Linked DNA regions of Homo sapiens: region 1 is linked to region 2. The links are chromatin loops, found by intact Hi-C in ENCODE. Cell type or tissue: mammary epithelial cell. All regions are shown on one strand. Each heading gives the region's core, and the rest is flanking DNA. Links, peaks and the distances in the headings are about the cores only.

Region 1 (16,118 bases), core at 3,199-11,198, 1.7 Mb before region 2:
CTGGCTGGGCACGGTGACTCACACCTGTAATCCCAGCACTTCAGGAGGCCAAGGCAGGTGGATCACCTGAGGTCCGGAGTTCGAGACTAGCCAGGCCAACATAGTGAAACCCCATCTGTACTAAAAATACAAAAATTAGCCGGGCATGTTGGCCGGTGCCTGTAATCCTAGCTACTTGGGAGGCTGAGACAGGAGAATTGCTTGAACCCAGGAGGCAGAGGTTGCAGAGAGCCAAGATCGTGCCATTGCACTCCAGCCTGAGTGACAAGAGCAAAATTCCGTTTCAACAAAGAAAAGAAAAAAAGAAAAAAAACCCCACTCTCCCTTTCAAAGGGTCCCAAGCTGTCGAATTGGCTTAGATCTGGGAAATGTGAGAGGCTATGAATTCCTTTTGCAGTGATCAGGTAAGGTTTCAGCTCCTCACTTCTAGAATATTTCTGATGGTATAGATCAAATGTGTTAGTATGCTGCCATCTATTTCATTCCTAAGAACACTTTGTTCAGTTAGCCACCACCACAGATCCCTTGGTGTCAAAATACTCTCATTGTCACTGTGTACCTGTTGCTGCTCATTCTGGTAATTGCATCCAGTTTGTTTCTGATAGTTAAGAGCTTTCACCTGGCCTAGGTCATGCCAGGATCCAATTATTCCCACTCAAGTTGTGGAGCTCATCCCAATGGCAGCATCTTCCAGCATCCTACCCAGTCAACAAAGAACAGCCACCACCAGGTTTTTCCAAGATGCTGGTGCACCTTTTGCTAATGCATTTTCTCAGTGAAGTAGCAAATAAGGAAAATAGGGAAAGGGCGAGTGAGTTTCATAGAATTAATCTACTCCAACATTCTCGTACCCCTAAGCTTTTAAAATTTCTTCTTCCACATTTTGAAGGGAAGTTCTGGTATGTTAACTTCATTGAAGGTAGGCCTCTACTGAATACAAGTTTAAGCCAATCAACCAAGGACACTGCTAAGCCATTTCCCACTTACGTACCCCAAATCTTATATACTGAATAAGTGCACCCTTAGATAAATTTGGCTTGATTCAGTGTTAAATTCCATTCTCTTTGGTCTAGCACCCTAAAAACTATCTTTAGGCTAGGCATGGTGGCTCATGCCTGTAATCCCAGCACTTTGGGAGGCCGAGGCCAGTGGATCACCTGAGGTCAGGAGTTTGAAACCAGCCTGGCCAACATGGTGAAACCCTGTCTTTACTAAAAATACAAAATTAGCCGGGCGTGGTGGCACATGCCCGTAATCCCGCCTACGTGGGAGGCTGAGGCAGGAGAACTGCTTGAACCTGGGAGGTGGAGGTTACAGTGAGCTGAGATTGCGCCATTGCACTCCAGCCTGGGCAACAAGAACGAAACTCCATCTCAAAAAAAAAAAAAAAAAAAAGAAACTATCTTTAAACATTTTACCTGGGCTCATTCTGATGAAAATTGGCAAGATTTGACAATTCTTTTGGTATATAGGCTATCTGCACCTGGATCAGATTGCAATTCTCCCCCACAGCATGCTGTGATCTGACTCTATTTCTGGGTCTGTAAGCAATGACAGATGAAAGATAGGAAAGATTGGTGATCAAGTCACACAGGATGGCTCTTCCTCTCCCTAGTAAACATGGGATACCCTGTCATTGAAGGAGGTATGCCAGCAAAGTCCCAGGTTCTGTTCAACCTTTACTGTATCCCTGGACTAAAGCAATGTATGCTGGTCTTGTTTTACATTCCAGACTGGATAATGTGTGCCTCACAGGCTGTTCTCACAAATGGCCTCTTCTGTCTGTTTTGAGTACATATTATCTGTGCTCTGGGGTACAGAGTACTCTAGGGTTCACCCTTGGTCATTCCTAATTATCTATAGTGCAACCTACAAAGTCAGTGACCAGCCTCACTGGCCCTGTGGTTGAAACAGAGTGCCGACAGAGTGAAGTCCCCAGGCAAACCCGGGGATCAGAGTTGCAGGAGGAGGCACTAAGAGATAAGGGTCAACTTGTACAAGATTGATCCCCTTGCAGGATGCTGTTTAGAAAATGAGTTGGCTTCCTGAAAAGTTTTATGGAAATTGATTATTGCTCAGTGCATAAGACAATGGCCAATGGTAAGTATTGGACCTAAGCTCCCCCATCCTAATGATGTCAGGGAATGGATTGGTGCTCCCCTAACTGTGAATGTTAAGGTATTGAGTTAGGCAACCAACTCACCATATCACATAGCTTCCAGGCTTGGACTCCAGCCTCTACTCATTTCATACCAGAAGATGAGAGGATAGTGCTGAACTGGAAGAACAGAGCTAGATCTGTGTTTCTGCTCTGTCATATTGCTGTTGTGTTGCAGGCTCTGATGATACCTCATGGGGGATGGGGGTTTGGAGTAGGGGGCTATTGCTTCCTTAATAATGAGCAGCAAAAAGGCCTCATAGCCCAAGGGTTGGGGTCCTTCCCCCACAGACTGACACAGCCAGAAGTCTCTGTGCTGCCCCAGAATGTATGGAAAATGGGACAATCTACATTCCTAAGATTTCTGTTTCTGTGAATCTTCTCCTATGAATGCAACTATATGTGTGCTGTGTGGTCATTTTTCCTTGTTTGCTCAACACTCATAGGGCTTCTTGTCTGATTTGTGTATTGCTTGGTTAGAGTTATTTTTCAAGCATTGTTCTCAGATCAAATACAAGGGTAATATATTATCTGTGTTCCTGCATATAACTTTATTTCCTGGTTAGCCAATTGTTTTGTTTTGTTTTTGTTCTTTGTCTATGTAAAGTAGCATGTCAGCCCTTTCCTCACAGTAATGGGTAGATGTTATTGTACTAATTTCTTTTTTTTAAATTTTTTTAAAATTTTTATTTGAGACAGAGTCTCACTCTGTCGCCCAGGCTGGAGTGCAGTGGCGCGATCTCGGCTCACTGCAAGCTCTGCCTCCCAGGTTCACGCTATTCTCCTGTCTCAGCCTCCCCTAGTAGCTGGGACTACAGGTGCCCCCCACCACGCCAGGCTAATTTTTTGTATTTTTAGTAGAGACGGGGTTTCACTGTGTTAGCCAGGATGGTCTCGATCTCCTGACCTCGTGTTCCACCCGCCTCGGCCTCCCAAAGTGCTGGGATTACAGGCGTGAGCCACTGCGCCTGGCCTCTACTAATTTCTAGCTTCTAACATTGTAGATTTGAAGTCAAATGACAGATTGTCTTTCTTCCTTTATGAGTAAATTTTTTTTCTGCCTCGAAGTTTTTATGAGTTTTTCATCATTCTTGAAGTTTTAAGTTTACAAGAGCGTGCCCAGCAATGTGTGTTTTCTTGTTAAAACCATCTGGAATTCAGTGAGCCCTTACAGTCTGCAGATGCGTATGTTTCTTCAGCTCAAGGTAATTTTCTTCTTCTATGTTTAATTATTTTCTTTTTTCCATTATTTCATTTTATTCCCCTGTGGATTGCCTATTACTCACATGTTGGATCTTCTGGATCTATCCTTCAAATCCTTTATCATTTCCCTAATGATTTTCATCTCTTTGTAATTTTGTTCTTTGCTTCAAGATCTCTTTCACTTGAACTTCAGGCCAGTAACCTGAATTTCAACTTTAAACATCTCTTTTAATTGAGACGCTGAGTTCCTAGTTCATTCATGCTATTCATGAAACTCTTTTAAGAGTTCTTATTATACTTTTAACTCTCTTCCAGTCACTCTCTTTTAATAAGGGATTCTTCTGAGTATTCATCTTCTCCTTGGCTGCTAGACCTAATATATTGTCCTTCCTCCCAGTGGTCTATTGACCTTTGAGAACCATGGTTTACACAGGAACTGTGGATCAGATTCTAGCATTGGTGTTCTCTAGTGTAGGTTCTTAGGCTCTCATCTGGCTGAGAAATAAGAATTTCCTACAGCAGCTCCCTCCCTCAGGGAGTTGTGTTCATTATTGGGCCCAGTGCTTCACCCCTCCCCATATCCATGCCCTTTTAACTTTGTAATACCCTCCCATTCTGGATGAGATGATCTGCCTTGGGATTTTGTTCTGGTCTCAGCCATGTGATTTGATATGACCAATGGGATGTTTTTCAACCAGGGGCTTGAAAAAGTGCTTGCACATTTCCACTCACTGTCTGGTTCCTCTGCCTTCACGATGGGAACATCCTAGGCTAACCTGTGGAAGGATAACATTTGGACCTACCAGAAGTGTGTCATTCAGTTGTCCCTCCAAATGACTTTCTATCTCATTTCAAGGTGTTCATAAAGTCTGAAAACATAGGCTCATATATATAACACTATCCAGGACATCTTCAATCTGTAAAAAATAAAATAACATAATTATTTACATTTCCAGGCTTCATGGACAGTCTTGTAGAACAAAAGCCAAAATCCTAATGATGATCTACGAGAGGCTCTACATGATTTCCTGCTCTCCCCACCTCTCTGACCCCCTGTTCTTTCCCTTGTGCATTCTGCCCCAGGCACACTAGGCTCCTTTTTGTGTGCCTGAAATGCCTTCGCCCTTTACCCAAATATCTCCAGTGAAGTGGTTTGAATATTGGTCTTCCCAAATCTCATGTTGAAATGTAATCCCCAGTATTGGAGATGGGGCCAGGTTGGAGGTGTTTGGGTTACTGGGGTGATTCCCTCATGAATGGCTTAACACCATCTCCTTGGTGATGAGTGAGTTCTCACTCTGAGTTCATGTGAGGTCTGGTTGTTTGAAAGAGTGTGGTACTTCCCCCCATGACTCTCTTGTTCTCTTCATGTGACATGCCTTACTCCTGGTCACCTTCTGCCACAATTATAAGCTTCCTGAGGCCTCACTAGAAGCAGATGCCAGCACCATGCTTCCGGTAAAGCCTGCAGAACTGTGACCAGTTATACCTCTTTTCGTTATAAAGCACCCAGCATCAGGTATTTCTTTATAGCAATGCAAGAATGGGCTAACACACACACATCCCTCGATTTTCTCATGCCTCCTCAAAGGTCACTTTTCCTCATCACATTACTTACTCCCCTCTAGTACTCTGTATTCTTTTACTCTGTTTTATCTTTTTCCAAAGCACTTATCATAATCTAACATACTTTTTGTTTTACTTATCTATTTCCTTTATTTTCTCTCTTCCTCACTAGATTGTAAATCCTGTAAAAGTAGGGATTTTTGTCTGTTGTGTTAACTCCTGATGCAGGATTTTTCTCAGTCCCTTTGCCAGTCAAGGACCTCTGGCTGGTGATGCCCCTGCCTGGGCCTTGCTCAGGGCATGCTACCTGCTGCAGGAGATGGCCTGCTCACTTGGCCCGTCTGGGCCAAGTCTTGCTTGCACATCAGTTCCCGAGTTCTTGTCTCACATCCAGGAAGAATGAGAATATGTTGACAACTGAAAAGTGAGCAAGGCGGGGAGTTTTCTTGAGTGTTGAAATAGCTTTCAGGGGTGAGGAGATGTGGGGGTTGTCCTCCTACCTTAAGACAGGAAAGTGCCCTGTATATGGCTGAGTCCAGGGCTTTTATGGGATCAGAATGGGGAGGTGCAGGCCATAGGTAGTATTGGGAAAGGCAATATTTGATTGGTTAAAATGCACTATTCAGAAAGAATCAATTGGGAAAGGGCAGGCAAACAGAAATAGAAGTTCTCTGGGTTGTGGATTTCATTTGTAACCAGCAGTCTGGTCTTTCAGCCTTCAGGCTGTTTCTGGCTTGAAGGTGGTTTCACTGGGGACCCACCCCTATCTGCCTGGGCATTTGGCTTCCTCCTGTTGCCATCACTTCTATAGCTCTAATACCTATATCATACTGGTAAATGTTACTGGATTGAATAAAACCATCAACACTTATTTTATTATAATTATTTGCTTTTAGAGACAAAGTCTCACTGTGTTGCCTAGGCTGCAGTGCGGTGACTATTCACAGGTGTGATAATGGCACAGAACAGCTTTGAACACTTGGGCTCAAGTGATCCTCCCTCTTGCCTCAGCCTCCCAAGTAGCTGGGATTATAGGTGTGCATCTGGCTTGCAATCAACGTTTTAAAGCATTATCTTTGGCATAGAGACAAATGCTTATTTTATTTGTTGTGACAGAACAAGCATTCTGTTCATCTAAAAGTTGTATCATGTCATTTAAGTTCAAATGAAGTCTAAGCGTAGCTGGAGAGAGTTGATGGTTTTAAATAAATTGTATTTAATCTGTTAAGGGCCTATTACATTTCCACTCACAATGGATTCTTACAGTGGTAGATATGATGTGAATTTTGAATAAATTCAATTTTTTTTTGTAAAATAAAAGATAATTATATCTCAATATAACCCTTAAAAATTCTTAAACATTCTCAACAGATTTCTCATTAAATTAAAACAGAATATAGTTTTGGCTATTAGTATAATGTGATCATGGGTTGTTCTGAGGCTTTAGTTTAGTAAAATAACCTCCTGATATATTTCAAAGAGCAAGTTAATTCAACTCTTTCCTCACGTTACAAATTGTTAAATATATGTACACACTTATTCCAATTAGCCATGAGAAATACTTAGAGAATATTGATAAAATACACAAAAATCTCCTTTTTCCATTTAATGCTGCATGTCATTAACTATTCTTTATAAATATGGTTGTAATTGTAACAATTCCATATGGCTTTTCTACAATTTAGTTTTATAGTCTCCTGTTACAAAATTTGTAGATTGTTTTCTATTTTTCTGTTTTTTTTTTTTTTTTGAGGCAGAGTCTCGCTCTGTCCTCCAGGCTGGAGTGCAATGGCACGATCTTGGCTCACTGCAATCTCTGCCTCCCGGGTTCAAGCAATTCTCCTGTCTCAGCCTCCTGAGTAGCTGGGATTACAGGCACCCGCCACCACACCTTGCTAATTTTTTTTTTTTTTTGTATTTTAAGTAGAGATGGGGTTCCACCATCTTGGCCAGGCTGGTCTTGAACTCCTAACCTCATGATCCACCCATCTCTACCTCCCAAAGTGCTGGGATTACAGGCGGGAGCCACCACACCCGGCCTATTTTTTTCTGTTATAAATAAGACTTTGATGATCATCCTAGGACATAATTCTTTGAATGTATCTCTGTTATATATATATTTTGGCTAGAGTCCTAGGTATAGAATTAATTAATCAAATGATATAAGCATTTAAAATTTTCTTGCTCCATAATTGTCACATTTTGCAGAAAGGTTGCATCACTTTTTACTTCTATTAGCAATATGTTAGTGCATCTCATCCTTCTCATATCAGCACTGAATTTTTTTATTGTGGTAAAATATACCATAAACATATGGTAACATAATGTTTACCATTTTAGCCATTTTTAAGTGTACAGTTCTGTGACATTAAGTGTATTCACATTGTTGTGCAACCATCATCACCATGCATCTCCAGAACTTTTTCCTCTTCCTAAACTGAAACTCTGTCCACATGAAACACTAACTTTCTCTTCTCCCCACGACCACAGGCAACACCCTTCTACTTTCTGTCTGTATGAATTTAACTACTCTAGGTACCTCATATGGGTGGAATCACATCTCTCCTTTTGTGATGGGTTTATTTAATTAATTGCCTTCAAGGTTTATCCACGTTATGGCATCTGTCAGAATTTCCTTCCTTTTTAGGGTTGAATAATATTTCATTGTATGTATATAGCACATTTTGTTTTTCCATTCATCTTTCAATGGAGACTGGGGTTGCTTTCACCTTTTGGCTATTCAGCATTGAATTTTAAAAAGACTCTACCCTAGTTTTAATTGTATTTATTTGATTTATTGTAATACTGAACACATACACACACAAACACACAGATTTTGCCCCTGAGTAGCTATTTGTATTTTAAAATTGATTATGCTAAATTTGTCACTCACTTTAGTAGGTATTGTCTGTAAGCAACATAGGAATGTATTAAGCTAAGAACATATCATTTATGTTTATATCCAGGGAGAAAAGTTTTAATATCTTGTCATATATCCTTTTTTTGTTTTGTTTTGTTTTTGCAATTAGCTACAGTTGCCTTTAGGTGGCATTAGATCCTTGGGCATGTGTTACAGAGATTTTTGCTTATTGGATGTGTGTATGTATGTTTTGACAGCTTGATGGATTTAAAAGCTGATCCAAATGTTATTTGAGGTCTAGAATGAAATATAAATTAATATAGAAGCTAGGCATCCTGAGACCTCTTTCATTATGCAACTACATGTTGACTAAATGATGTCTTCCTTTTTTTTTCTACAACAAATATTCTCCAGTTCTTTGCCTTGGATTAGATACTTTTAGAACAAAAATCTTAAAAATGTTCTGAAGTTCAATGTGAGGTTCTAAGCAAAATGGAGACTATTGTTTGGCCCAAATTTTGTAAAAGTTTGGATTGAAAGGGAGTTCTTTCATGTATGTAAGAAATCCCTTATACCTATTTTTCTGAATCAACACTTCAGACATCAGCATTTACCATGGTTGGCATAATGGAAGCTTAAGCCAAATATTTAGCAATAAAGGATGTGGAGAAATTGCCATCTGTATGGATTCCGGTATTTGGAATCATACATATTATCATTCATATTATCACTTTTTTGCTACTTCATTCAGAATTCATGTTTCTGAAAGACACTATTAAAAAAATTCTCAAGGCACTTTGGTTCCTTTAAAAGATGCCTTCCTTTCAGGAAAAGAGAGTCAGATTTTAGCACATTTTACTTGGTTGTCATGGGTTTGACTGGGGCTTGGGGGGTCAAGGGATTTGCCTGGGGTCTCAGGTTGGTGACTTTGTGGCTAGCCTCCTCTACACTGTGTTGGAATCAGCTGGCTCCAAGATCCTTGTTCTGTCTTCCCACTAGACCACATTGTCTTCCAAATGAAACCACAGTAGTGCTGAAAGCAGGAAGGAAACTCTTCAACTCACTTGTTTTATAAAAACTTCTTTTAAGGCAAGGACAGGGAACAGTAAGAATAGCCTTATTCACAGGCGAGTGACTTGAGCCATCTCTGCCTTTTGAATGTTAGCTTTTTCTTTAATAAATTACTCCTGAAAATACTGTTTGTAAAGATCAATGAAATACTTCCTATATATGTTAGTGATAGTTTTTCTTTTCAAGAAAACGTGTTGTTATCATGTCTAGGGTAGAGAGCTAACGAACTTTGAAAACCCATTATGTGGCAGGTGACTTACACTTGTTATCTCAAATAATATTCACAGTAACCCACAATAACATTGCAAATAAGCACGACTAATTCCATTTTATTGGAACAGAACTGGAAGTTCAGAGAGAGTTTTCTTCAAAAAGAAAAACTTGTTTAAATTCCCACAACTAGTAAATGAGAGAATCAAGATGATGGTCCATTCCTATTGAATGCATGTGGAAATAGGAAGAATTTTTTTAAGTTTGAGACATATTTCTTTGCCTATCCCAGATTGACATCTTTTGAATCCATATAAAATTTCACAACTTTTCTTAATAGTCTCAGATTACAATTAATGAATTTTAGATGCAGTTCACAAATTTTTTCTTTTCTATAGTTATATCTTAACCATAATCAGCAGCATCTTATAATTTTTCACTGAATTTGTAATTAGTCTATGTAGGGGGTCGAGGGATATGGGGCTGATCAAGGAACAGGATGTCCACAAGAGAGGCAGTGACAAGTTTGTTGGTGCTTGGCCAGGGTTGCATGAGAGGAGAAGTCCCTCACAGCCTTACTGGTGAGGGAGGAGGACAAGGGAGAGAGAGATTGGAGAGGAAGCTTACATAGAGTCTCTGGGTCAGAGAGCCCAGCTTGGCTTGAGGCCTTATAACTACACGGCCCTGTCTTATGAATAGGTAACAGCTGCTGGGTGAGATTTTGCGGGGTATGCAAAGCAGACAGGCTCTAAGCAGCTAAACTTTTCTTGGTCAGGCTATTTTTAAAATAACTGGATGTGTAAAAATTTAAGTTTGGTGTCAGTGGGCTTTTGAGCTAATGGGTCTCAGCCTGCAGTGGAGAAACAACCAACTTTGAGGCTAATATACAGAGGCTATCTTTGGCTGATTTATGTAACAGTCTATCCCAAGGCACTAGAAGTATTTAACTGTTTTGGGAAAAGATAATAGCTTTTGATCATAGAAAGTATGTGATTCAACTAAACTAATAGTTTATTAGTTCAATGATATTACTCTCTGTGGTTTTATTTACCTATACTTGTATACAGAACAAATACTATTTATAATAAAGGGAAGTAAGTACCCCACCTTCAAATATAATTTTATTCCAGTGTTTAGTATATATGCTGCTGAAATGAGCACAATTTTATTCCAAAGAATTGAATAACATATTCAAATATTTCTGCCTCCAGCTACAGCCACTTAAGGATTCATGGTTTGATAGCAGTAACATGTTTAACATATTTTTATCCATATATGTTTGAATTACATAAACAATGTTTCATCAATATGAAAAGTATAATAAAACCTTAAACTCCTTTTCCATTTTGTAGGTATATATATATGTTTGTCTTTGGTTCATGAAAGCAATTCCTATTTTGCTATGAGAAGTTACTAGTTCAATTGGAACTCAGAATATTTACAGCTATGTAAGACTGTGGGCCCTCTGCTGTTTTGCATGCTGGCCCTGATGTTGCTGGCAGCTCAAGACATCCTCCTGTGTTCAGGCTCATCCAGGCACCAGCTTCTGTGCTCCCAAATTTCAGGGGACACGTGTCACGTTTCTGTAAGAACTCTTACTGTACACTGCATTGTGATCTGGTTGTACCTTGGGTCTGTGTATCTGCAGTGATTCTCTACCCTTCAGATTCCATGAAAGAAATCTGCTATCAAATGAATTGCTAGGCTTTTGGTGGGCACTGGTTGCTGGACCAGTGTGGCTACCTTGAAAGGAATGTGTCTAATTTCTCTCTTTGAATGTGTGGGCCCTTATGCCACCTATCTCAAATTTGAGGCCTCGTCGGACCCTCTAAGATTCCCAGGGAGGCCTCATCAGACCCTCTAAGGTTCCCAGAAACTATCCCACTTGTCATTCTATGATTTATATAGAAGATTATTTACTGGACTAGAAAAATATGCTTATGAAGAACAAGCGGGAACTAACATTTGTTGAGTGTATTATATGAATTACCACATTTACTCTTCATGAAAACCCTAAAAAATAGGAATCGTTTTTTTCTTTTTTATTGATCATAGGTAGAGGAGACTCTACCTATGATTAAAGTGATGATCCAAATTGAGATCTGTTTGACTTTGAAATATGGGCACTGAAATTATTAGCATTTAAAAAATATATCAATAACCATTTCCCCTTTAAATAATACTAAGACAGAAATTGCATTAAACCAATTAGAGATTTTTAAATATTTGAAAAGGAATCAATAAATATGATACATCATATAAACAGAATTTGGACAAAAACCATATGATCATCTCCATAGACACAGAAAACGCATTAGATAAATGAATTTTAAAAGATAAAATTCAGCATACCTTCATGATAAAAATCCTTGACAAACTAGGCATAAAAGTACCATACCTGAACATAAGAAAGGCTGTTTATGACAAACCCACAGCCAAAATCACACTTAATAAGAAAAAGTCGAAAGCACTTCCTCTAAGAACTGGAACAAGTCAAGAATGCCCACTTTCACCACTCTTATTCAACATACTACTGGAAGTCTTCGCCAGAGCAATCAGGCAAGATAAAGAAATAAAACGCATCCAAACTGGAAGAGAGAAAGTCAAATTATTCCTGTTCACTGATGATATGATTTTATATCTAGAAAACCCTAAAGATACCACCACAAACTCTTGGATTTGATAAATAAATTTAGTCAAGTTTCAGGATACAAAATTAATGTACAGAAACACTAGCATTTCTATACACCAATACCAATTTGGCTGAGGACCAAATCAAGAAGGCAATTCCATTTATAATAGCTAAAAATAATAATGAAATACCTAGGAATATATTTAACCAAGGAGGTGAAAGATCTCCATAAGGAGAACTACAAAACACTGATGAAAGAAATCGTAGATGACACAAACAAATGGAAAAATATCCCATGCTCATGGATTAGGAGAATCAATATTGTTAAAATGATCAAAAAGCCCAAAGCAATCTACAGATTTAATAAAGTCCCTATCAAATTATCAATGTCATTTTTCACAGAATTAGAAAAAAGCAATTGTAAAAATCACATGACACCAAAAAAGAGCCAAATAGCCAAAGCAACCCTAAGCAAAAACAACAAAGCTGAAGGCATTACATTAGCTAACTTCAAATTATACAGGAGTATAGTAACTGAAACAGCATGGGACTGGTATAAAAATAGACACATAGATCAGTGGAACAGAATAGAGAACCCAGAAATAAAGGCACATACCTAAAAACAACTGATCTTTGACAAAGTCAACAAAATTTACACTGGATAAAGGACACTCTATTCAAGAAATGGTGCTGGGAAAATTGGAGAGCCATATGCAGAAGAATGAAACTGGACTGCTATCTCTCACCATATATAAAACTTAAGATCAATTAAAGACTTAAATCCAATACCTGAAACTATAGAAATCCTAGAAGAGAAACTCTTTTGGATGCTGGCCTAGGCAAAAATTTATGACTAAGTCCTCAAAAGACAAATGGAACGAACTAAACTAAAAAACTTCTGCACAGCAGTAACTAAATAAGTAGATAAATAAATAAAAGCAACTGAATAACAGACAACCTACGAATGGGAAAAAATTTTTTGCAAACAATGCATCCATAAGGGCTAATATCCAGAATCTATAAGGAATTCAAACAACTCAACAAGAAAAAAAAATAATCCTATTAAAAAGTGGGCAAAGGACATGAACAGACATTTTCCAAAGGAAGACATATAAGTGACCAACAAACATATGAAAAAATGCTTAACATCACTAATCATTAGAGAAATGCAAATTAAAACCACAGTGAAATACCATCTCATACCAGTCAGAATGGCTATATTTAAAAAGTCAAAAAACAACAGATGTTAGTGAGGATGTGAAGAAAAGGTGGCCGGGCACAGTGGCTCACACCTGTAATCCCAGCACTCTGGGAGGCCACGGGTGGATCACTTGGGGGCAGGTGTTCGAGACCAGCCTGGCAGGCATGGTGGCACACGCCTGTAATCTCAGCTACTTGGGAGGCTGAGGCACAAGAATTGCTTGTACCAGGGAGGCAAAGGTTGTACTGAGCCAAGATCGTGTCTCTGCACTCCAGCCTGGGTGACAGAGACAGACTGTCTCAAAATAAAGCAAGAAAGAAAGAAAAAGAAAGAAAGAAAGAAAGAAAGAAAGAAAGAAAGAAAGAAAGAAAGAAAGAAAGAAAGAAAGAAAGAAAAGGGAATGCTTGTACACTGTTAGAATGTAAATTAGTACAACTGTTATACAAAACTGTATGCAGATTTCTCAAAGAACTCAATATAGAACTAACATTCTATCTAGCAATCTCATTATTGGGTATACACCCAAAGAAAAATAAATCATTGTACCAAAAAGATACCGGTACTCATATGTTTATTGCAGCACTATTCACAACAGCAAAGACATGGAATCAACTTAAGTCTCCATCAACAGAGGAATGGATAAAGAAAATGTGATATATATGTATGAACACTACTCAACCATAGAAAAGAATAAAATCATGTCTTTTGCAGTAACAAGGATGGGACTGGAGGCTATTATCCTAAGTGAAATAACCCGGAAACAGAAATACTGCATGTCCTTTCTTACAAGTGAGAACTAAGCAATAGACACACAGGGACATACAGACTGAAATAATAGACACTGGAGACTCTAAAAGGTGGGAGGGCGAAAGGGGAGTGAGGGGAGAAAAATTACCTATTTAGTACAGCGTTCACTATTTGGCTGATGTGTACACTAAAAGCCCCTACTTTACCACTACACGTTATGCACATGTAAAATACCTATACTTTTACCCCCTACATGTATAAACTAAAAAAAAAAATTTAAAGAAATACTTGAAAAGGATAACAAAACTTACACAATAACTCATTTTTAAATTTATAATATCAATTTTTACCATCTTAAGTCAATGGTTATCTTTCAGAAACTTTGTAGATAACACTATGGAAATATGAAAAGAAAGATAATCTAGTAATATGTTCATTTGTTGAACAACGAGGGAGTTTCTTTTTATCCCTGAGCATTTTGTTTAGTAAGACTGACCTTAATTGTGCCTGTCACCTACTTTACATTAGAAAAAACATATAAGTTGCCTAAAAGCAAATTGCAACATTGTGTGTCTTTTGTTATCTCTATTTTTTAAACCGAGGTAATACTTCAATAAAGCAATTATAATATATAATTATATAACAGAAAATATTATAATAAACTGCATATTTTTAAAGTGTCTACTTAGATACATTTTTTTAAAATACTTTAATTTCCAGGGTACCTGTGCACAACCTGCAGGTTTGTTACATAGGTATACATGTGTCGTGTTGGTTTGCTGCACCCATCAACTATTTCTCCTAATGCTATCCCTCCCCCAGCCCCCAACCCACCGACAGGCTCTGGTGTTTGATGTCCCCCGCCCTGTGTCCAAGTGTTATCATTGTTCAATTCCCACCTATGAGTGAGAACATGTGGTGTTTGGTTTTCTGTTCTTGTGATAGTTTGCTGAAAATGATGGTTTCCAGCTTCATCCATGTCCCTGCAAAGGACATGAACTCATCCTTTTTTATGGCTGCATAGTATTCCATGGTATGTATGTGCCACATTTTCCTAATCCAGTCTATCATTGATGGACATTTGGGTTGGTTCCAAGTCTTTGCTATCGTGAATAGCGCCGCAATAAACATACGTGTGCATGTGTCTTTATAGCAGCATGATTTATAATCCTTTGGGTATGTACCCAGTAATGAGATCACTGGGTCAAATGGTATTTCGAGTTCTGGATCCTTGAGGAATCACCACACTGTCTTCCACAATGGTTGAACTAATTTATACTCTCACCAACAGTGTAAAAGCTTTCCTATTTCTCCACATGCTCTCCAGCATCTGTTGTTTCCTGACTTTTTAATGATTCCCATTCCAACTGGCTTGAGATGGTATCACATTGTGGTTTTGATTTGCATTTCTCTAATGACCAGTGATGATGAGCATTTTTGTAATGTATCTGTTGGTTGCATAAATGAATTCTTTTGAGGAGGGTCTGTTCATATCCTTTGCCCACTTTTTGATGGGGTTGTTTGTTTTTTTCTTGTACATTTGTTTAAGTTCTTTGTAGATTCTGGATATTAGCCCTTTGTCAGATGGGTAGTTTGCAAAAACTTTCTCCCATTCTGTAGATTGCCTGTTCACTCAGATGGTAGTTTCTTTTGCTGTGCAGAAGCTCTTTAGTTTAATTAGATCTCATTTGTCTATTGTTGCTTTTGTTGCCATTGCTTTTGGTGTTTTAGTCATGAAGTCCTTGCCCATGCCTATGTCCTGAATGGTATTGCCTAGGTTTTCTTCTAGGGTTTTTATGGTTTTAGGTCTAACATTTAAATCTTTAATCCATTTTGAATTAATTTTTGTATAAGGTGTAAGGAAGGGATCCAGTTTCAGCTTTCTCCATATGGCTAGCCAGTTTTCCCAGCACCATTTATTAAATAGGGAATCCTTTCCCCATTTCTTGTTTTTGTCAGGTTTGTCAAAGATCAGATGGTTGTAGATGTGTGGTGTTATTTCTGAGGCCTCTGTTCTGTTCCATTGGTCTATATATCTGTTTTGGTACCAGTACCATGCTGTTTTTGTTACTATCACCTTGTAGTATAATTTGAAGTCAGGTAGTGTGATGCCACCAGCTTTGTTCTTTTGGTTTAGGATTGTCTTGACAATGCAGGCTCTTTTTTGGTTCCATATGAACTTTAAAGTAGTTTTTTCCAATTCTTTGAAGAAAGTCCTTGGTAGCTTGATGGGGATGGCATTGAATCTATAAATTATCTTGGGCAGTATGGCCATTTTCACAATATTGATTCTTCCTATCCATGAGCATGGAATATTCTTCCATTTTTTTGCATCCTCTTTTATTTCGTCGAGCAGTGGTTTGTAGTTCTCCTTGAAGAGGTCCTTCCCATCCCTTGTAAGATGGCTTCCTAGGTATTTTGTTCTCTTTGTAGCAATTGTGAATGGTAGTTCATTCATGATTTGGCTCTC
Region 2 (16,118 bases), core at 2,848-10,847:
AAAAGATCAAATGCCAACATTTAGTATGAGAATAAGATATATTTGAAATGGGGAAGAGAAAAGGAATAGTGCTTGTTACTTATTCCTGTCCTCCAATTGCGATCGATAGAGGAGAAAAGTATGGAGAAAGGCAGTGAGATGCTTGGAGGGCCATGTTCTCTTTCTCTTTCTCACTCCAGTCAAATGGAGGGGCTCAGAGAGTAGAAAAGTCAACATCCTGTGAAATGCAGTGAGAGCCAAGAGTAGAAAACACTCATATCCTGCTTCCCATCTAGGGTTATTGAAGGCAGGGAGGATTACCAACATCCCTCTCCCCACCTCCCTATACGCAAGGGCATGCAAAGGCAGCAAAAGTCCCTGCATAGCACTTCTAGGCAGAAGAGGACCAGAACCAACCCTGTAATTGCCCACAGCCCATGAATGGTATAGGAGAAGGGACTTAATATTCCAGTGGGCATCATGTGTGGCCCAGAATTTACTGGGAGGAGAGGGCTGATAAGTCTGTCACAATGTCATCTGGCCATAGCAAGGAGATGTATCCTAATGACTGCTCATGGGCTGCCCACTGGGGACTGAAGGAAGACACAGCTAAAACTGAAATGAGCATACTGGGGAGCTCCTGAAGGGTTCAGGTCAGCATATTTCCAGAGCTCATAGAACAAAGACGGATCAAGTACATCAGAGATGGACACATGTAAAGGACTTCATAAGCTAGGAATGCATTCAGCTATAAGTAAAAGAAACTTGTCTCACAGTGCTGTGAAAAATGGAGGTTTCTAATTTTCTTGCCTAAAGGCAGGCAGCTGAGGGCCTTGGTTCAGTAGCCTGGCAAGTTCAAGACCATGTCTCTGGGGTTATCTTGACTTTCCCTCCTTCTGGTCCCTTACTGGTTGCTACAGGGCTGCTACAGCTTCAGACATTAGGTCTACTTTCAAGACAGGAAGAAAAGGGAAAGTGGGTTGGCACTGGCATCCCTTATTTTAGGGAAAAATGAAACATTCCTGCAACCACTAGCGGATTTCCACTTGTTTATTGGCCAGAACCCTGTCACAGCCCCACTCCTCACCTTGGTGCAAGGAGTCTGGAAAAACAAATACCCTGCCTGCTCTTGGGCATGTTGCTGCCCCCAAGCAAAACTAGAGCTATGTCTGCAAAGATGGAGGAAGGAATGGATACTGGCCAGACAAATGCAGTGACAATTACAAAGTCCTAGAAGTCAGAGGTGTCCAGTCTTTTGGCTTCTCTGGGCCACATTGGAAGAAGAATTGCCTTGGGCCACACATAAAATTCACTAACACTAACAATAGCTGATAAGCTAAAAAAAAAATCACAAAAAAATCTCATAGCCTTTTTAAGAAAGTTTATGAATTTGTGTTGGGCCACATTCAAAGCCATCCTGGGCCGCATGTGGCCCACGGGCACTGGGTTGGACAAGCTTGTTCCAGGTCAAGATCTGAAAATAAATGTTGTTACCCCAGGGGGTTACCAGATAAAATGTAGGATGCCCAGGTACATTTTAACATCAGATAAACAATGAATGATTTTTTTATTAGCAGTATTCCCCAAATATTGCACAGAACATACTTATTCTAAAAAAAAATTTCTTGTTTTTGAAACTCAGACTGAACTGTATGGTCTGTATTTCTATTTGCTAAATCTAGTAACTCTACTCCCCTGAAGCCCCGAGTAGTGCGCTGCTGTTTCCGTGTAGGAAAATAGGGTGAGGGGAAGAAGTTTTAGAATCTTGAACAACCTGAGAAACTGCCGAATTGGACTGACTTTACCTGAGAGTGACAAGATTGGATTTTTACACTAGGGAGGATCAAGGCTCAGGGCCAGGAATTAAAATTAAGTTATAAAAAAATAAAGACTTTCAATTTAGCATTCTCGAGTCTGTGAGTCAGAAATTCACACCTGATCCAAGAGAAGGGAGGGGAGGAGGGTAAAACCGGGAGCAGGAAGAACAGATGGGAGACTGGTGGTTGTGGAAAGGAGAGGTGCTGGGGGTGGAACCAGGGTAAAGCTGGAAGGATAGAGAGAAGTAGGTGATTTCAAAACATTTTAAGGAGACAAAAATATGGGTTACTTGGTGATTCAAAGGATATCAAGGGTGAAGGAAAGGGAGGAGCAAGGATAACAACCAGGTTTTGGGATTGGGTAATGGGTAATTAGTAATTTGCTGAAGAGGGGAACACGAAAGGATGAACAGGTTTGGGGAAAGATAATGAGTTAAGGTTCAGATAACTGGAGTTTCAGGAGCCTGAGGGGACCTCCACGTGTTACCCTAGAAGGCAGTTTGGGGGGTGACATAGGAGGCCTGAGAGGACAAGGGGTTGTAATCTTGCTCACACAAGCAATGCCACCTTTGTATGTGTATGCACTGGCGGCCAGCCGATCTTCCTAGGAGTGAAGAAAACATTTGGGGGCCAAAATGAAGAAAATTATAAATAGATAAAAATTAAAATTGACCATAAATGATACAAATAAATGCTAGATAGGGCAGTTAGAAGGCTGTCTCAGTTCTAATCACAACAGGGTCAGAAATCCAGAAAAATCACTCTGGGCCTCATTTTCCCCACCTGGAAGATGAAGGTGCTTTTGCTGGATTTGGTCCACCCAGCATCTAGCTCCACGTCCACAGGAGGCACATTCTAAAAGTATTTCAGAAATAACCAATCCCACGTTGTGTGTAGTCTTGGTGGCATGGAAATTCAGGGACTCCCTAGCCAAGGAGTGGGTTATTGACCCAAATTAGGCCAACTGGTCTCTCTCCCAAAATTCTGAAACCAGAGGCAAGCAACATAAAGGTGTAGGAGGTTGCTGGTGCTCAATCAATCTGGAAGAATCTTGACAAGATTCTCTCGTAGTTCCTGCTAACTACGTCCATTTGAGAGGGCTGGGTCTGGTCTTTTTCTTCTGATCTGGGTTCTCCTCTAAATTCCACCATAACCTTTCAATAAAATCATTTCCACTTGATTTAGTCAGAATCCATTTCTGCTGTCTGTGACCAAAGAACACTAAGTGATTCAGAAGGGGTTGGACAATCATTTCCACAATGCCTTTCAGCTTCAAACATCTGTGATATATAACTGATATCAATTTTTAAAATTTCTAGTACATTTTTAAAAAAGATCATTCTTTACAGATGATGTTACAAATAGAAATGTATTTAAATATGCATATAGAACTATGCTGGTATCATCTCTATTTTTTACACACATGCGCACATACCTATGCATACAAATATGCTACTGTTTAAGCCTCATTGCTAATATTTGAGAGCAAGAAAAGACAATTATAGTGGTTTAATAAATAGGTTCCTATCTAAACCTTCATAGTTATTGCAAATTATTTCTTTTAACCAGAAAATCTTCTTTTATTAAAATAAATCGGCTATCTAAAAAAAAGGAATGTCAATCTCTACCATTAGATTTGAATTTCTCAGGTTTTAAATTTCATAACAGAGAACCATAGCCCAAGTTCACTTGCTGTATGAAAGAGAATTGTTTTAAACACAAATAGAAATATAAACAAAACTCAGATTTATTCGCTTAATCATTATTTCATTTGGCCATAAACTTTTTAGGCTTTGGTTTCATTTACACATTAAAAAACTTTTATGAATATTAGTCTAAATTAACAGATGCTGTTTTTAAGCATCAGAAAAAGAAAAATCTTCTTGAACTGATGCCATGATACTGGATGAAAATAGAGAATGCTGGTAAAATTTATGGAGAGATTTAATATTAGGAAATATGAGGAGAGTTCATCTGACAGGAAAAAAACGTGCCATTCACAGAAGCAAAAGTTGTCACATTCGTGGACATGCTGAATGTATCCTGAGGAAGATCTTTGCCACTGCAGATACTTGGGGCTGCAACGAGATAAGGGATGCAGCTTGAGAATGCATTTGAGAATGAAATTAAGTAGTCAAGCATTTCATATGGGTTTTATTGCCATTTAAGGGCATTATTCATTCAATGGAGATGTTGTTAATTGTTTTGAATTCACATCAACATCTCCCTAAAAAAATGCAGAGATTTAAAAAATCTAGAGACTGACAGAAAGCAGAGCTGAACAATATGGCATAACTCCACAGCAGGTGAATATATAGAGATGCTGGGAAATGGAGAATTTACTGCTAAACAGCCATGGAGATATTATAGTGTTTTAAAATTCTGCCTTAAACTATTTTGAATAGCTACTATTTATAGAACACCCACAATGTGTCAGGCACTGTGTAGACATCATTTCTAACTGGCACAATAACTGTATAAAGAACTACTTCAATTTTTACAAATTAAAAAACCTGTCTTCAGTGAGGTTGTGAATTGCCCAAAGCCATACAAGTTATTAATAGTAAATGGCAGAGTTGGAATTCACACCCAGCTCCCTCTGGTTGCAAATTCTGAATTCTTCCCATTTCCCTACATTGCCTCCTATTATATCATGTATTGTTGCTTTTTCTTCTTCTCCTCCTCCACACAATGTTTTATTTATTGCATTGATTAGGAATTTGATGTTATTTGACAATTATGATGCAATCTTTCAATTGGTAAGCCATTCTCTTTATCCATGGCAATCCATGTTTAGGTTGGGTTGGAGACAGAGATCAGTATCATTTTGTGACTCCCCCAGAAAATCCTTCTCTTTAAAAGGAGAGAGCAGACAGCCAGCAGCATCCAGGAAGAGCAAATTAAATGGATATGGTTCCCACTCAAGGGTGTAAACTCTAACGGGAAAAACACTGACAAAGACAAACATTTAAAAGGATAAAAAGCATATACTTCTATAAATATAAAAAAGATGAATAGATGCAATGAATAGAAATTACAATTTATTTTACTTTCTCTGCACCTAAACTAATAAATCTAACAAGTAATATAAAACCACCTAAGTAGGTCTTTGTATAAGTTATTAGGTGAATTTTTAAAATCAAAGGCATTATTGTATATTCAATTATATGACTGATATATTTAACATATTTTTTTCATAGGATAAACTGAATTATGGAATCAAGATGAAGCTTTACAGTCAGTGAAATATTTCAAAAGCGGTTCAATAAAAAAACCGTACTTTAAAACAAGATCATAAAATTTTCATTTAATCTGACAAAGATAAAATCAAAAGATATGTAACATCTAATCAAAAGTCAGGATAATACTTTTATTTCATTAAGTTAATATTTATAAGTCACGAGTGGGTTATCCATGTGTCAGTTATAACAGTTTTACATTCATATGGTAGGGATAAATGTTACTGGAATCACCTACGGGATAATTACATTGACTTAAATTAATACTTAAATAGCTTCAGTTAATATAATTTCCTTGGAATAAAGTGAATCACTATTCTTACCTATCTTTTTCGGTGTAGATAGATATTATGTATATCGTAATCAGAATTTAAAAAGTCATTTCTTGACATACACCTACTAACTGATAAAAATTATATGAGTTGTTTATGTTTTATAGTTTTTGGTAAAAATGCTATTTTTTCCCAAAAGCTAAAATAACAATATAGCATTTTCCTAGCCATATAAATGTATAAAGAGAGAGAAGTTAAAAAGACAAAAAATTTGAGAGTGTTTAAAATGACTTTTTACTTTAAAGCCATATAGAATTATAATGAAAACTGAAAGCATTTTTCTTAATGCTTAGGTTGTTCACAATTATTAGTCATAGTATTGATTAGCAATGATTAAGAATTGGGCTACCAACAGCCATATATGTATTTTGTAAGAAAGATTAGTGAGTTAAGATTTTTAGAATTCTTAATTTATTTTCCATGCACTTCAAAATATAGCAAGAAAGAAGTTTCAATATAAAAAGGTCTTTAAATTTACATGATTTCCAATGAGTTGACTGGTCTCTGGGGGCATCTACTGGAAATTTAGCAAACTGCAGTTACATCATGTAAATTTGGTAACTTTCACTATCCATCCTAATACAGATATTATTTTAATTGATATGCAAATAAGTTGACAAAGAAGATAAATGTAAAGTTATGCATGGTATTCTATCTCATCCATCTGGTAACAGCAAAACATGTAGCTGTCTATGAGATCAGTTAACAAATATTCAACTGTTAAAAATGTAAATAGGGCAGGTGGCATACCATAGATTAACAGTTTTCAAAGCATCCAATTCTTATTTTTGGAAAAATTAGAAAAATATTTTATACTTAAACATTCACATATTTAATGAGAAATTTTTATTAATCCAAATAAAATATATATATAAAGCACTTTTAAATTATGATGGATTCTCTAAAACAAATCATTTTGTATCTCATACATCCACCAATCATAAATAATATGACTACTGCTTATTTTCTATATGATTTAATTTAATTATTACATGTTAACATCTCAAAAAGTAGAATTTATTATACTTGGATCAGAAGAATTTTTCATTATAGTCATTACAACTAGAATTCATCATTAAAATGAACATTGTTATTAATGTCCTCTAAACATTTCAGAACCTCCTTAAAGAATATTGAACATATAATGAACACAATACAATCATTTCAATGTATTATAATTTAACATATTTTAATTAAAAAGCTCTTTTTATAATATTATGTTATGACTAATCATATAATTTAAATATCACAGCCATTATAATGATCTTGATTTTTTTGCAGAATTTATAGACCATATTCACTTTGAGAGATTAAAAATATAATTTGAAAGTATAAATATTGTGATATGCTTATATTTTACCATTATATATTTTATATATTGCTGTAAAATTTATATAATTTATATGTAATTTTTATAAAATGCAATTAGATATTATATACATTATATATTATTTATAATATATAATTAGATATTATATAAATTATATATTATATATTTATATAAAATTATGCATTATATAAATTTTATATTATATTACTTATATTAAATTATATGATACACAATTTATATAAAATTATATATAAAAATTATATAAAATTCTCCTTGTAAAGAGTCACATAACATTTTAGCTTCATTCCAAAGAGATTGTCTAATGCAATATATTAATTTATAATTTTTCTAAAAATTTCTTAGAATTGCTATCCAAATAAATGATTTCATCTTTTATTATATGAACTGAAAAAATTAAGCAATATAAAAATATTACCAAAAAGTCAGAATATAAATATTAATATAGCATTCTGTTTCAGTTTTGATTTAGACTCAATTTAGGTAGATAGGCCAATTTAACAATTTTAAATACATAAATAAAATCTGCCCCCCAGAACATTTTATGGAATAGAATTTTTATGTGATTATCAAAACAGTTACGCGTTTACTAATTTGAACTTTAGACGAAACTGTTACATATGCAAGTTTTGCTTTGTATTTTTGGATTTTTTATCTATTAATAATAAAGAAAAGCATAGTCAGAATTTCAACATTTTAAAAGTATATATACAAATTGAAAAATGCTATTTTGAAAAAACTAACCTAAGTTCAACCTTTATTTTTTAAGAAAAAAACTAGTAATAATTAAGGAATAAAGTTTATCCTCTGGCATTTTGTAAATAGTACTATCACTAATATAACTCAACGAATAATAAAAATATCTAAAAATTTGATCAGTAAAGATTCTCTCAATAGCCTGATAAGAATTCATTTCAACATGGGTGATTATATTTTAGAAGTTATGAAATATTTGTGTAGAATGGGACAGAAATTATTTCACAGATTCTATTTTGATAGAACTGATGTTTTGCATTAAAGGCAGTCACTTTTTGTGAGATCAACAAATGTTTATAAACCAAACTATATTTTCATTGATGATTATTAACAAATATCAGAGGAAAGCATGCTTATTTAGCAAATAGTACAGGACTATAATCTTTACAATAACTTTAGATAATTTCCTTAATAACATAAAGGCATTTTTTATGTGCCCACTTGCTCAAAGTTATTTATTCAAGTGATTCCCATTTAATCAAATATTTCAAGTACAGTAATTGTTATCAACCAGGAATGGATAAACTATTCATCAGACAATAGAAAGTATTACCAAAATAGTTACCCACGGTAGCTGTCGCACAGCACTTCAGCATCATTCATTTTCTTTATCGAAAAACCTCAAACATACACATTTTTAAGACTTAAAAAAATACTGTTTGTTTTAGAAACATTTGTTGATCTCACAAAAAGTAACTGCCTTTAATGAAAACTTCTCTAGTAGTCTGGTAAAAAAGGATTGGAAGAAAAGCTCCTTATATGAGGTTAATTACATATGCAATTTTGATAAAAGTCTTATTACTTCCAAACTCCTTTGAGAAATTCAAACTTTATACAAAATAATTTGTGTAGAAAAATTTTAAGCCAAAGATTCCACATGGAAAGATATTAAATGAGTGTTAAAGGAGAATTTTTCAGGGACAGTATTTTCAAGCCAGGATTACAACACGACTCCAAACACCTTTGGCTAACTGCAGCAAATCATATGGATTCTTGTTCTTTTCTTTCAGATTACACTGTACTTCTCTACTATAGAAAAACCAGTTAAACCTAAGCTGAAAAATAAACCCTGGAAATAATCTTAGCTTTTAAATTGAGTTATAATGATACAAAATAAATTCAAATAAGTAATACAATTCTGGTGTATTATGTGTCCTAATATAACAAGAAGAAACATGAGGAAAAGAGGAGGGAAACAAAAAATGAGCTTCATATCACAGGACTACAAAGAGTGGACTAAATATACATGTAAATATCATCATACTCACTCATCAAATGATCATTTTTGTCTAAATTTGTATTTATAATTTCTATTAACAAAAAACTCCATAGAATATGATATTCACTCTGTTGTGTTCTTCTTTTTAAAACCACCCATCTTCACACTGACACTCTGTTTTTTGAAACATAATTCTATGATACCCTCCACATTTTTTGAAATTTTATTGTTTGGAAAACTTTTTCTCAAATAACATCATTTAAAATTTTCTTTTAGTTTTCTACACAGCATTATAAATAAAAGAACTATCAACTTCCCATATACATTCAGGGAAATATCAAACTTTTATTAAAAATGAAAAGCTGGAGAATATAAAGAACAAACTTAGTAAAAACAAGTTGCATTATAAAGAAAACTTCAGCTCACTGCATTTTTTTTTACTAAAGTATGTCATACATTTTATCTTTGCAAGAATTTGACAAGTTTTGCAAGTAAAATTCTGTTTCCTCTACACTTGCTAATAGTCATGAGAATCTGTAGTTTGCACCTTCCCATTAAAAATGTATTGTATTTTTTGAAATTATTCACCCCGCCTTTTATCCAGATCATGTCTTTGAAAGGAGGAAGTAGATAATAAATGGAATAATTCATGATTCCCCATTAAATATGAAACTTTCTTTTGCAGAGTTTAGAAAATGAAGTTCTACATAATGTACAAAAGTTGATTAGAACTTTTTTAACCTTTTCAAGAAAAAACCTTTCATACTAAACAACTACATGAGGAGCTTTCTCTGAGAAAGGTAAAACAATCAATTCTTTACACCTATAGGTTCGTCATATATATTCTAATGTTGCCCCCTCTAAACATATATTTCCCTATAATACTTTAAACATATTAAAAATAATGGCAAGAAAAATAGTATACATTGAGTTGTAAACATGACAAGTTTTTAAGAGAAATATAACGTTTAAAATACAAAGGGAAAAAAATCACATAAATTAAAAATGAAAACAAAACATTATTCATGCTCTTTTCAGTAATGTAATGGAAGATAGTGTAGGGGTAAATAACAAAAACTGCATGTGTATTTCTCTTACTATGGCATGTCTTCTAGTGAAGTAATGATATTTTGTCATGAGAAAAAAGTATATACACTTATAAAACTTATCTTTTACAAATCAATCATTGGTACTCCATTAACTACACTCTCTTGAGCCCCTTTTTTGATAAAATTTTTAAAAAGAAACCAAATGATTCTTAAGATGACTCCAGTTCTATATTTTTAGATATAAATATTCTATATGTCTTGGGTGAGAAATCTGTATGTCTTGGGTGAGAAATTATATATATTCTATATGTCTTGGGTGAGAAATACCTTAAGAGAAATGTCAAGTTCTGACTACTTAAGAGCAGCAGTTGATCTCATTTCTTCTTTGGGTTTTTAAGTTTCTATTATAGAAATAGTTCCTCATTTGACTCAACATATTTTGATTTTCCCCTTATCTAAAAATAAAATTAGAATACATTTCCCTATCAAACTTGAATGCTTAAAAGATAACTACCGAACTGTAAGTCATGTAAATAAATCTTTCATATTATGTGCTCTTTAATTACCGTTGCAAAGTAAGTGTGCGCTGCGCACATGAACAGTGAAGCCAGGAGTTTTCACAGACTATATGTATATGATAAACTTCCAGAACATAATAAAATGCTTTGGCTAGAAAACATCTGTGTATATATAAAAGATCTTGTATATAAAGATCTTGTTTTCCTGAATATCATATTAATTTTATTGCACCTATCTAAACATTTAGAAAATTACTAGTTATAACTAAGAATATGGAATTAGTACATACAAAAGTATATCAATAAGAACATTGCAAGAACAAAAGAAAGTATTTGCAAGAAGATGAAATAAAAGAGCCTTGGATTTAAACTTTTTTAAAAAAGTATAAAATAGATTAGTAGGCGGAGAACAAGAATATTTTTCTTTTGTATTACCATATAATAATGCAAATACCAACAAAAAGAAAGCTTGTATAATATTATTAGTATTAAACAAAATAGAATTCAGGCAGAAAAAAATTAAAGGAGCATAATAATATCAGATATTATTATAAACAGATCAATTTACTGAAAAATATAGCAGGTGGGAAACAATGCACCTAATAATATAGCTTAAAAATACATAAAATTAACAGAATAATGAGAAGACATCGATTTTAATTTTTTTCAGAAACTTACAGATAAAGTAGAGGGAGAAGTATTTCAACAGTAATTGCCTAGCTTGATTGAAATAACAGCCTCACACTAATATTTAGATTCTGAGAGATTTTTATATAATTATCTATCAAACAAATACAGAATATATACTTATTCGTCAAAAAAAGAAATATTTATAAAACCTGACCATGTACTGGTCACACCAGGAATTTTGTAAATTGATACATTTAGTACACATCCATGGATATACATCCATGACACACTTACTAAGCATGAGTAAAGATTTACTTCCCAATCCTGGATCCCCTACAAAAAAAAAAAAAAAAAAGAAAGAAAGAAAACACCAAAAACTACTCACTGCAAATTTAGAAATACACTTCAAATTTATTTTTTGCTTAAATGCAGAACCACTATGGAAATTTTCACATATTTAGAATTGAAAGAAAGAAGAAGTTATCACCGTATTTAAAAAGAAGGCTATAGATTTAAGTGCATTTTCTAAAAAACAGGAGCAACTCATACTAGTGAAGAAGCTAGCTTTCAACTCAGGATGATAAAAAAAAACCCTAACAAAACAAATATTATGAAATAATACTAAATAAAAATCTGAGAAGAAAATATTAACAGTAAGTTAATAAAATGATAAAAGAGAGACCAAAAAGTTGACACATAAAATGAAAGAACTGGTTATGTGAAAAGAAAAAGATATCTGTGCAAATATAACCAAGAAAAACAAAAACAGATAGTCACTAAACATAGTAGCACGAACGGAAAAAGCTTCTAATTATAATTATAGTAACAGCTAACTCTTACTATATGCTTAATGATGTGCCAGGTGCTGTTTTCAATACTTTACATGTAATTAGCCTATTTAAACCTGACAACATTTTTAATGAGATAGGTGCTATCATTTTAATCTCCATTGTACAGATGAGGAAACTATAGCACAAAGAGTTTAATTAACATGCTGAAGATCACACACACCTGTGAGTGATGGAGCTGGTTCATCAACAGAGGCAGTCCAACCCTAGACCCCGTATTATTAGCCATCATTATCTTTACACTCCCTCCAAGATACAGAGAATATTTCAAGAAATATAGAAGAGGCTTTAACATTATTAGAAAATATCATGTTAAACTTTATTGCAGTAAATATAAAATTTTACATAAATAGGCACTTATTTTTTAAAATAACAATAGCTGGAGAAGATTTAGAAGACCAGTTACAAGACCTACCTACCCCTTTTCCCCTGACCCCTACTCTCACCAAAGGAGAGAAACTATTCTGTTTTACATGGGAGTTCTACCAAATTTTCAATACTAAGAAATTCCCATTTCATCCAAAATGTGCTAGAGCATTGAAACGGATAAAAAATTATTTAGTCAATTTTACAAAATACAAGTAACCATTGTAATTTCTTTCACTGGGGGAGGGCCCAGAAAGACTGCAGAGGAAGAGATGTTTCTAGGTCCTTGCATTATCTGAAAAAATTTTTAATTTGCCCTCACTTTTAATTGAATAAGATAAAAATTCTTTAGCCAATTTTACAAAACCTTAAACTGTAGCATAAGAAAATTAAAATCGTAGCTCAATATCATTATTATTTAGATACAAAAATCACACACGCGCGTGCACACTAACACACAGAGAAGTCAATAAATCGAAACCATCGTAAGTAGAGTTTATCTCAGAATTGGAAGAATAGTTCAAAATAGAAAATCTAGTAACTTTAAATAATCTAGTAGGTGCTAGAAAATTATTTCACAAGGTTCAACACTCACACATGATTAAGAAAAATAGAAACTAAAAAAAAGTTTCTTTATCTTGGTAACGTGTATCTATTAAAAAACCTATGGCAAAGGGCTTTCTCTTTGGGATACATTAGAATAGTCTTCACTGAAGCCAGGAATGTGAAGAGACGCCGCTGTCAATGCTATTATGTAACATCATTGAAATGAAAGGTCCTTGTTAATGTGGGACTCAGTATTTTAATAATGTCAGTTCTCCTAAAATAACATATGAACTTAACACAATCCCAATAAAAGCTTAATGATATTTCCCCAACTCTTGACAAGATAATTCTAAAATTCATATAAAACAGTGAATATACAAGAAAAACTTTCTCATTTGGAACAAAAGGGACTGTCTGCCAAATATAAGAATGCATTTCAACTATATTGATAAAAAGATTAGTGGCATTAATATAAGAAAAGGCAAATAAATCAATATAACAGAATATATATGTACATGTATGTGTATAGGTATATGCATACACACATGAAAATTTGGCATTTAATAAAAGGAACATTTCAATTCAGGGTAAAGTTTTTAGGACAACTGATTTGCAAATATTACTGGTTTTATTTTTTTAGATTAATATTTTATATTCAACAAATAACATATATATAGCATGTGCTATATTACTTTTCTGCACTTAAGAATATACTTAATACACTTAAATCTCAGTTTCCTGATCATCTCCTTAACCCTAATTAATACATGTGATAGGTTTATATTAACATTGTCATGAAGATCTTTCAGCTGCTTAATCATATTATTTGCCAGAGAATTAGTTGAGAACTGTTTCTTCCTTTTCTATTTTCTTGAAGAGTTCGTGTTGAGTTTGTCATTATTTCTTCCCCTAATGTTAGGTAGAATTCATTAGTGGAGCCACATGGGGCTGGAATTTTCTTTGTAGGAAGTTTTTTTAACTATAGATTTAATGTCTTTAATAAATATAAATCTCTTCTGTTATCTGTTTCTATGTAAGTGAACTTTGGCAGTGTCTTTTGAGAAATTTAGCCATTTCATCTAAGTCGTTGAGTTTATCAGCATAAAGTTTATCTCCTAGTAACACTTTAATATCTGTGTAATCTGTAGTAATATGTCCCTTTTCATTTCCCAAATTGGTAAACTGTGTCTTCTATTTTTTCTCTGATCAGTTTGACGAATGGTTGATCAATTTTTTTTCAAAGAACCAGCATTAGTTTCATGGGTTTTTTGGTTGCTTTCTGCCCTTATTTTACTATTCCTTTTTCTCTACTAACTTTGAGTTTAATTTGCTTTCTTTTTCCAGTTTTTGAAAATGAAAACTTAGAAAATTAATTTTGGATATTTATATTTTTCTAATACAAGCATTTTAATGCTATAAATTTCCTTTTAAGCACTGCTTTAGCTGTATCCCACAAATTTTGACATGCTGTGTTTTCTTTTTCATTCAGTTAAAATATTTTCTAATTTGACTTGTGATTTCTTCTTTGATTCAGGGGTTATTTAGAAGTATGTTGTCTTGCTTCCCAATTCGGGAAGATTTTCCAAAACTCTTTCTGCTATCATTTTTAACTTAATTTCATTCCTGTAGGAGAACACAGTTGGAAGGATTTAAATTGTTTAAACATGTTAAAATTTGTTTTATGGCCCAGACTATAATCTACTTTGATAAATCCTCCATGCACAGTTGAACATAATGTATTCTACTGTTGTTTGGTGGAATATTCTGTAAGTGTCAATTACTTAAGGTGATTAAAGGCATTGTCCAAGGCTTCTATATTCCTACTGGTTTTTCTACCAGCTATTGAAAGAGTGATGTTGGAATCTCCAACAAAAATTATGGGTTTTTCTACTTCTCCTCTTCTTTCTATCAGTTTTGGTTTAATGTTTTTTTGAAGTTCTACTATCAGAAGCACAAACATTTAGGCTTATGTCCTCTTGATGAGCCAACTCCTTTTATCATTATAAAATATCATTTTTTTCCATAGTAATATTTCAACTGCTTTCTGAAATTTTGAGATCTCTAATTTGTTTTCTCTCCTTCCTTATCATGGTAAGAATTTATTATCCTTTGTACTTCTGTGTGGCCATTTCAAATATAGAAAAGAAATGAGATTCGTCATTTATCTTGACCTTGACATTGATGTGGAAAAACCTTAAGCCAAACTAACTTTTGAGAAAACAATTCCCTTAATCAGCAATGCATTTCTTTGGCTACTTTGATTATAGGATAAAAAATTGTTTCAGACAAGCTTAAGTAAAATGATTTCATGGAAATCTGAATCATGATTGCAGAACAACTGAGTTCTGGTAGAACTGAACCCCAAGGGAGGTTCTGGATCCAGGGTAGTCCTGGAAATACTGGAAAAGTCTGAAAATTGATTTCAAATATATGTCATCCATTTTCTTTCCAGCTTATTCATTCCTTCCTCTCTTTGAACCATCCTTTTTTCTACTGCATTGCTTCTGCTTCTTTATAACAATAGATTGCCTTTGTCACATTACTTAACCTCTCCATGCCTTCGTCTCTGGGAGTAATAACAAGGGTTATTGTTCATAGGGTTGTTTTAAGGACCAGTTAACACAGAGAATAGCACACAATAATCATTTATTTTACCTGTTACTATCTTGTTTGAAAGAAAACTTAACGAGGATATAATATTTATGACAAGCTCTCTAAATAACTATTTTGTTGCATTAGGTGTGCACATTTTTCTTATATAAGATTATATAATAACTTTCTTTTGGAGCTTAGTATCAGGAAAAAGCTTGTCTCTCTTAAAGAACTGATGTATGTCTTTTCATCAGGTAATGAGAATTCTGTAGTCCTTCGCATCTTCCTTTTTGCCCAGTCTACCCAGAAGTTGAAAGAAAAACTTAATGTTCCCTCATAGTAACTGTAGTAATTCCAGTGGGGAGCATATTTACATACTTTATTTATTTGCCTTCTATTTTCTAGTTATAATCTGACAGCTGTGTAATACAAAGGTTTTTTTTTGTTTTTTGTTTTTTGTTTTGAGACGGAGTCCTGCCTTGTCGCCCAGGCTGGAGAGTGCAATGGTGCAATCTTGGCTCACTGCCCAGGTTCAAGCAATTCTCCTGCCTCAGCCTCCTGAGTAGCTGGGATTACAGGTGCGTGCCACCATGCCTGGCTAATTTTTACATTTTTAGTAGAGACAGGGTTTCACCATGTTGGCCAGGCTGGTCTCAAATTCCTGACCTCAGGTGATCCACCCACCTCGGCCTCCCAAAGTGCTGGGATTACAGACGCGAACCACCACGTCCAGCCTACAAAGTTTTAACTTTAAGTTTCTTTAATCCATTCTGGAAAGAAAGTCAACAAGCAAAAAAGTGTTATTTTATGTAAGTCAGAGGCCTAAAAGGTGAAGAAAACACAATCCTTGCTTTCAAAGACTCCAGTCTAGAGCAGAGT

Evidence for each region. Hi-C counts contacts between places; a loop is a spot of excess contacts. Peaks named below come from ENCODE experiments on the same cell type or tissue, not always from the same donor. Only the 100,000 strongest peaks of a DNase experiment are listed, where the experiment ranks them.
Region 1: a loop joins it to region 2, with 8 times the contacts of the local background. A loop is called at or near these places in 4 of 110 quality-filtered maps.

What each region holds. Positions count from the first base shown.
Region 1 is chr4:145,208,759-145,224,876 of GRCh38, forward strand. No RefSeq gene overlaps it. Among named protein-coding and RNA genes, the nearest start is that of OTUD4, 36 kb to the left of the region's middle. RefSeq lists an enhancer at 9,755-9,844. In mammary epithelial cell, for the core only: a CTCF peak has its summit at 7,978; no DNase peak of the experiment used is centred there.
Region 2 is chr4:146,910,789-146,926,906 of GRCh38, forward strand. All of the region lies in intron 4 of TTC29 (tetratricopeptide repeat domain 29), which reads right to left. Among named protein-coding and RNA genes, the nearest start is that of TTC29-AS1, 15 kb to the right of the region's middle. In mammary epithelial cell, for the core only: a CTCF peak has its summit at 5,884; no DNase peak of the experiment used is centred there.